Linked DNA regions of Homo sapiens: region 1 is linked to region 2. A link is a loop called in an ENCODE intact Hi-C map of the cell type or tissue named here. Cell type or tissue: IMR-90. All regions are shown on one strand.

What was found. Hi-C counts contacts between places; a loop is a spot of excess contacts. Peaks named below come from ENCODE experiments on the same cell type or tissue, not always from the same donor. Only the 100,000 strongest peaks of a DNase experiment are listed, where the experiment ranks them.
Region 1: a loop joins it to region 2, with 8 times the contacts of the local background. A loop is called at or near these places in 79 of 110 quality-filtered maps.

The regions. Positions count from the first base shown.
Region 1 is chr10:93,078,520-93,082,519 of GRCh38, forward strand. No RefSeq gene overlaps it. Among named protein-coding and RNA genes, the nearest start is that of CYP26A1, 6.6 kb to the left of the region's middle. In IMR-90, a CTCF peak has its summit at 1,931 (motif pointing right); no DNase peak of the experiment used is centred here; H3K27me3 peaks cover 207 bases.
Region 2 is chr10:93,286,989-93,290,988 of GRCh38, forward strand. No RefSeq gene overlaps it. Among named protein-coding and RNA genes, the nearest start is that of MYOF, 190 kb to the right of the region's middle. RefSeq lists enhancers at 1,502-2,275, 1,831-3,030, 2,585-3,085, 3,086-3,586. In IMR-90, a CTCF peak has its summit at 2,248 (motif pointing left); a DNase peak (open chromatin) is centred at 2,123; H3K27ac peaks cover 187 bases.

The DNA.
Region 1 (4,000 bases), 210 kb before region 2:
TTCTTATTGTTGGACTGCTCTGAATTTTAAAGGATGTTTATGTAATAACTCATAATGCCGTTAAAAAATGAGACATTTCAGGCTATGTAGTTTCAGCCAAAGCTTTAGTGTACTATAGTGTGCAGAGATGACTCTTCTACCCCTAACATTTTTCCTGGACATTTCCAGCTAGGAGCATGCTAGACTGAGGGCATAATTATTTCAGATAATTTCTACAAAGGCATTTTTAAATTTTATTTTATTTATTTTTTGAGACAGAGTCTCACTGTGTCACCCAGGCTGGAGTGTAGTGGCACAATCTTGGCTCACTGCAACCTCCGCCTCCTGGGTTCAAGCGATTCACCTGCCTCAGCCTCCCGAGTAGCTGGGATTATATATGCACACCACCATGCCCGGCTAATTTTTATATTTTTGGTAGAGATAGGGGTTCCACCATGTTGGCCAGGGTGGTCTTGAACCCCTGACCTCAGGTGATCCACCCACCTTGGCCTCCCAGAGTGCTGGGATTACAGGCGTGAGCCACTGCACCCGGCACAAAGCCATTTTAAAACAGCTTTTTTTTTTTTTTTGAAACAGCCTTGCCCTGTAGCCCAGGCTGGAGTGTAGTGGTACAATCTCAGCTCACTGCAACCTCCACCTTCCGGGTTCAAGTGATTCTTGTGCCTCAGCCACTTGAGTAGCTGACACTACAGGCGCATGGCACCATGCCTGGCTAATTTTTGTATTTTGGGTAGAGATGGGGTTCTACCACATTGGCCAGGCTGGTCTCGAACTCCTGACCTCAAGTGATTCATCCGCCTTGGCCTCCCAAAGTGCTGGGATTACAGGCATGAGCCACTGTGCCCCATCTAAAAGAGTTTTAATACTTTTCATTCTTCTGGAGGACAGCTGGCCTTTAAAACACTATCTTCGCTGACTTAGTGGCTCTGTTTCTCTGCGAATGTAGTGCAGTCGGAAATCTGAGCCATCTTAACATATCATTCATTTTTTAATCTGGGGAGCTTCGAGGAAAGTGCTTCTGGTTTGCATTTCCCAGGGCTAGATTTAGCCCAATTATCCTGATCAGTTACAGAGTAGCAAAGAATTCATCTTGAAAATACGTTAAAAACACAATCTTTGATCATGTGCTTTGTGCAGAGGAAAGGCAGTCTGGAAGCATGTGAGCAAGGCTGCTGTCTTGGACAATGGGCCTGGGTCACATCTCTCTGGGTCAAGTATGTTTTATGGCACAGTCACCTCTGGGCTGGTGTCCACGTGATGGAGAAATGATGTAGATTTGGCCAAAACTGTGGAAGGAGGGGACATGACCCCTCTTGGACTCACTCTGGAAAATGACCCTTCGGGCTCCTAGCAGCATGGTGTAGCGATAGGGGTGCTGTGCTGTCCAGGGCTGCTGCGGGTGGGCGACCAAGCTGGTGCCCTCTGCTTCCCCTTGCGCAATGCCCTTGGCCCTTGCTGCCTCCCATGTTCTCTTCAATCAGGACTGTGTTGCCACCAACCACAGACCACTGTCAGGACTGAGATGTGAAAGCCTGAGGCTTCAGCATTCAGAGGGATTGGAGCCTTTACCTAGCAAGGTCCTTGGAGGCCCAGAGACAGACTGTAGTTTTCCTGGGGCCACACAGGGAGTGGCAGAACCAGGAAAGACCTCCAGATGCCATTTTTTTTCTTTCTTTTTTTAAACAGCTAATAACACTTGCCCGATTTCTAACTCGCTGTTGCCAGACATAATCCAGGGGTCTCAACTTCCTAGCTTCCTTTTATGTCCCCTGCTACCACTCCCGTGCCAGCACAGATCAATTCTCTTGCAGGTCCCCAGAGGTGGTTGGTGAAATGGGAGCGCTGAGAGGAGGTGGCTGCTCCCCGAGACTCCCTGTCTCCGGTTGGGGTTTCAGTGCTTTTTGCACCCTGTTACTCTCCAGAGATCCACAAGGGGGCGGGCTTCTCCCTTCTATGCCAGGCTCAGAGGCCAGTGGTTTTCCCCACCAGTGTCCACGAATTCCAGTGTACAAGACTCTGGCCCAGGGCTTGCTTTTACCCCGGACAGTGAGAAGCTACAGGCCACCCAGGGCTTAGCAAGTACTTAGCACCAGGTCTGGTCAAGGCTGCCTGGCCCCTCTGGAAGGGGTCATCCCAGGCTGGGCTGACCTGCGCGTCTTTCAGTTCCTGAAGCAGCCGCCAACCCTTGGTGGTCTATGGGGTCAGCGGCCCAGGTTTCCAGCATTGCCCCCACACTGCCCACGTGTGGCTTATGTTGCTTTCACTCTACCTGGAAAATCGCTGTCAGTTTTGAGGGAGCAGGGAGCACAGTTTCCAAAGAACGCGGGCAAACTAATCAGCCTTCGGATGACCGCAACCAGGTGCGGGAGCCACCGCACAAAAGCACCTAGGGAGGAACGAGGGACGTATAGGGAGGTTGCGGTGGCTCCTTTAGACAGTCAAAGGGCTGCTGTAGTAAACACAGGTTCAGACCCGTTCTGAGGGACAGAGCATGCTCTTAGGAGGGTAAAGTAGGAGAGAGATGCTGGCGCCATGTAAGGAAAACATTCTGAGACAACTCCAGCCCTTTGGTGATGAAACAGGCTACCTTGTGAGAGGGAGAGAGTGAGCTCTCTGTCAACAGAGGCAGCCAAATACAAAGCTGGATACCTAAGCCGCCACAGAGATCAAGACATGGAGGGTGAGCTTGGGTTAGATGACCCCCCATCCCCCTTCCAAAATTAAACAGTTGTGAATCTCCGAAATGTGATTCTGTATTAATTCAGTTCCTCAGATACCCACTTTGAAATGCCTGGGGCTGTGGAGATGGGACATCCCCACGTCCTATTCCAGAGGCATTCAGCAGTCTTTGGTGATCATTCTCCCAAACCTCAGAGGCAGATGTGGAAGTGGGAGCCCAGATATGTGACCTCAGAAAGGCACCAAGTGCCCTGTGTTGACTGCCCAGGGACCTCTCCCCTGCCCTGTGACTTGGTGTTTCCTGCTCCAGGTCCTGTGTCTGCTCCAACCACCCCTAGTTCCCCCAACCTGCCCATGCTGACCATTCGCTTGACCTGGCCTCTGGGGTCACATCCTGCTTCCTTCCCCAGTCCTCCCCGGGTCCCCATAATCCCATGCACTGACATTGTCCTCTACCCATCCCAGCTGTCCTTTGTCTCCACCTCCTGAAATGTGCTGGGAGGCAGGAACTGTGTCTCATTGTTCTAATCTTATACATTTAGTCCATTTTCACATACCTCTCCAGCCTCCCCTGGAATGTACATGTAGTAGGTGTTCTCTGGAAGAAATACTTCTTGGGGCCAATTGACACCATTTACCTTATGTTTCTCCAGCTTACATGGTGCCATGTTTTTCTTTGAAAAGTGAAACTTTCATCCTTGAAAAATCTCAGCGGCCGCAAGCATACACGGCTGTGGTTTAACAGCATGTCACATTCCTGAAACCGACGCTCCACGGGTATTTGACCAAACAAGCTTTCCTTCCTTTGAAGTAGAGTCAACTCGAGTTAGAACCCTGAGACAGGGATGAAGATTCAGCCTGGGACTGCATGGTGGGTTTTCTGGGTGAGACATATCATGTTGCAATATTCATAACCACGCACCCTCAGCACAGAAGCTGCCCCACACTGTAAGATTTCTCACTGCTGCTGAGCCCTCCCTGGTACGTTGAGGAGTTAGAAACCTGTTCACGCCTTTAGGATGGTAGATGCTTCAGGATTTTTGTTTGTTTGTTTTGTTTTGTTTTTTTTGAGATGGAGTCTCACTCTGTCGCCAGGCTGGAGTGCAGTGGCACGATCTCAGCTCACAGCAACCTCCACCTCCCAGGTTCAAGCGATTCTCCTGCCTCAACCTCCCCAGTAGCTGGGACTACAGGGACGCTCCACCACGCCCAGCTAATTTTTGTATTTTTAGTAGAGATGGGATTTCGCCATGTTAAGAAGGATGGTCTCAATCTCTTGACATCGTGATCCACCCGCCTCGGCCTCCCAGAGTGCTGGGAT
Region 2 (4,000 bases):
GGCGCAGTGGCTCATGCCTGTAATCCCAGCACTTTGGGAGGCTGAGGCGGGCGGATCACTTGAGGTCAGGCGTTTGAGACCAGCCTGACCAACATGGTGAAACTCTGTCGCTACTAAAAATATGAAAATTAGCCAAGCGTGGTGGCAGGTGCCTGTAATCCCAGCTACTCGGGAGGCTGAGGCAGGAGAATCGCTTGAACCCAGGAGGTGGAGGTTACAATGAGCCAAGATCGTGCCCTGGCACTCCAGCCTGGATGACAGAGCAAGACTGTCTCAAAAAAAAAAAAAAAAAAAAAAAAAAAAGTGGGTGCTCTCTAGTTGTTCAGTCAGTGAATGAATATGCCTTCATGTCTTCCGGTGAGGAGATGGCTCTCTCACCACCTCTACCTTGGGTTGGCTGTATGGGGTTAAGTAAGGAGGAATTTGACAAATGGGGGTTTAAATCCGACATTTATCATTTACTACCTGTGACTTTCTCCAAATCATTTAACTTCACAGAGCCTCAAATTGCTCATCTATAAAACGCCAATAATTATTTCACCTTAGGATTCAGTGATAAGTGGCTGTAACGTTCTCAGCATCATGTCTGCCTGGCATGGCACTCTTGGTAATGATGAGTATATCTTATTGTCATCATAGAGCTGGGTATGACAGCAGGTGCAGATACGCCTTCTCTTTATTTATTTAAAGCTGAGTGCCTCTCTTGTCCCACATTCTAGAAAGTGCTAGGGATAGAAGACATTCTCCCTGCTTCCCACTTCGTATCCACTTGATTTGGTGCTTCAGTGAAAGAAAAGCCAAGCAAACCTTTCCTTGATTCCAACCCTGAGGTGCCTTCAGCCTCAGGTTTGTTTCCCCCGCAGAGCAGCCAGGTAACTGCAAACAGCCCTGGTGTTTTGGGGTGCTCATCACAAGCAGGAGAAATCCTCTGCCTGGAAATTACTTTAATTTGCAGTTGACAAAAAGGTAAATTGCTGGCATTTTTTGCTTGGAGCCTGGAATGTAACCTTGCATGGCTGCCCCAGACATTCCAGGTGGCAGCTTCCATTAGCCAGCCCAGATTTCTAGCTTAAAGGAGGGGGAGAAAAAGAACTTCAGTAATTTTGCAAGGGCAAACCCCTCAATCATTATTTAATTCTGCCAATTTCTTTCCTTCTTTCTTTTCTTTTCCTTTCTTTTTCTTTCTTTCCTTCTTTCCTTCTTCCTTTCTTTCCTTTCTTTCTTTCTCTTTCTTTCTTTCTCTCTCTCTTTCTTTTTTTTTCTCTCTCTCTTTCTTTCTTCTTCCTTTTTTTTTTTTTTTTTTTTGAGGCAATCTTGATCTGTTGCCCAGACTGGAGTGCAGTGGTGCGATCTCAGCTCACTGCAAACTCTGCCTCCCGGGTTCAAGCGATTCTCCTGCCTCAGCCTCCTGAGTAGCTGGGATTACAGGTGTGCGCCACCACGCCCAGCTAATTTTTGTATTTTTAGTAGAGACGGGGTTTCACCATGTTGGTCAGGCTGGTCTCGAACTCCTGACCTCGTGATCTGCCTGCCTTGGCCTCCCAAAGTGCTGGGATTACAGGCGTGCACCACCATGCCTGGCTAATTTTTGTATTTTTAGTAGATACGTGGTTTCACCAGGTTGGTCAGGCTGGTCTTGAACTCCTGACCTCGTGATCTGCCTGCCTCGGCCTCCCAAAGTGTTGGGATTACAGGCGTGAGACACCGCGCCTGGCCAATTCTACCAATTTCTATTCCTTCAAGTTCCCTGCCACTCCTGTCCGTATGTACAGCAGAGCCAATATGGACATCCCGTCACAAGGTCTGTTTTCCTTTGCTTAACCTTCAATCCTGTATTATGACAGTCTGCAGGCTTGTAATTTTTCGTTGCATGAGAGACTCCTTCCTGTGATCTACCACTGTTTGATTTGCGACTCGCTATGGGTCATGAGAGCAGGCCCTTCTGTTTTATTCCTTTGCAGGATAACTGGGATGCGGTAGGCTTTTAGTACATAATTGTTGAAGGAATGAAGGGGCGAATGAATGCGTGAGTTCCAGCGTTTCCCAAGGCCAGAGCGTTTTTGTCTGTCTAGTCATAGATTTCCATAGCATTCCAGAAGGAAGGGCATCGTTTAGATGCGGTGCTGGTCGCCTTCCACTTAAAATATGTCCCAGAGATGCCTGTCTGGGGTGGGGTTCCATGGAATGCAGACTGAATGGAATGCCTTTTAGGCCCGGTGAGAACCTGAGGCCACTGCTGCCATCTTGTGGACAGTATTTGAAACACAGGAGACGTGATGGCCGTTTCTCCCAAAGAAACCTTGGCTGATTCTATTACATGATGAAATATTCTCCTTAGCAGTGCATTAGGCCATGTTACCAGACCCATCCTTAACCTATTTGTATTCCTCTGTTGAAATAATAATAATATAATAACAACAACAACAATAACTCCCATTTGCTGAGTTTTAGGCACTGTGCTAGTAAGAGAACCAGGATTTGACCTCATCCCATCCACTCTGGACCCAACTTTTGGCCATTTCCCCACACTCTTTCGTTTTTTGAGTTCTTTCTCTTCTTTCCCTTCCAACTCTCTACTGTGATTATGTATCAGTCCCTGTAGTCACATCTTGTCTCAATGATTTGCTTATGTGTTTGCCTTTCCAACAAGACAGTGACCACCTTGATGACTGGTCAGAGCTGTTGAGTACAGGGATTTCATTGACCTCTGTGCACCAACTATGCACCAGGCCCTGTGCTAGATTAGGAGTGTGTGAACACACGTCAAACTGGACTGTAGGCCTTCCCAGTGTACGTGTGCAGGGTGTGTATAAAGCCATGGGAGAGACGTGGAGTGTGTTTCTGGAATATATTATAATTGAAGATGGACAAAGGCAGTGGTGGAGAGATTGGTAATTTAATTAGTTATTTACAACCTCGTTTTTATATAAACCGGCCTCCCCAGCACTGCTCAGGTGAACCTTAACCATTATTATTATTTTTTTGAGACAGAGTTTCGCTCTTGTTACCCAAGCTGGACTGCAATGGCGCAATCTCAGCTCACTACAATCTCCACATCCCGGGTTCAAGCGATTCTCCTGCCTCAGCCTCCTGAGATCACAGGCGTGCACCACCATGCCTCGCTAAGTTTTGTATTTTTTAGTGGGAATGGGGTTTCACCATGTTAACCAGGCTGGTCTGGAACTCCTGACCTCAGATGATCTGCTCGCCTCGGCCTCCCAAAGTGCTGGGATTATAGGCGTGAGCCACCGCGCCCAGCCAACCATTATTGAATTTATATGTACAGACATTTCTTTGCTACTTACCCTGGAGCACTTGACACAGAGTTGCTTGAATGTGAAGCAATTTATTTGCAGCTGGGGATGTAAAGGGTGGAGGAGAAATAGCCTCTCTCTTTGAGACTCTCTGGAATGGAAGGGAACACAAAGTGAATATCACATATGCCATATAGCCTCTATTTTAAGTTGGACTGCCCCCAACGTATCCTCTGTGTTGGATGAAGAAAACACAGGCAGTTTTCATTTGAGGCAGTACTAGACAGAATCAAAGCTGATTAAAGTAAAAAGATTGTGAAATGGAATGCAAGAATTAGAATAAATGTATAAATTAAAGCAAGGCTTTCAGAAAGCTTTAAACCTCCAGGCAAAACCTAAAGGTTTTTAGTCAATTTCCCTTTGTATTGGGCTATTTGGGTAAAAGTTCACCAAGGGTCATATGTCATGCCAGTATATAAAGCAATGTCACACAGAGTGACTGAACTCAGGGTAGCCATCTTTTCTCCTTGATTCAAGACCTGAGTATGGCGCACTCATCACTGGTCAGGCACAAGGCCAGATGCTTCAGGGACAGGGAAAGAAGAGGACAGAGTCTCTGTTCCTGTTGGGGGCTGGCAGGTTTCCCAGCTTTAAGTACCAGCATCACCGGTACCACCTGTACTGTACCAGTAACAACACCTATAAGGGCTAAAGACAAAATGGAGAGACAAGAGATACAGAGAGGA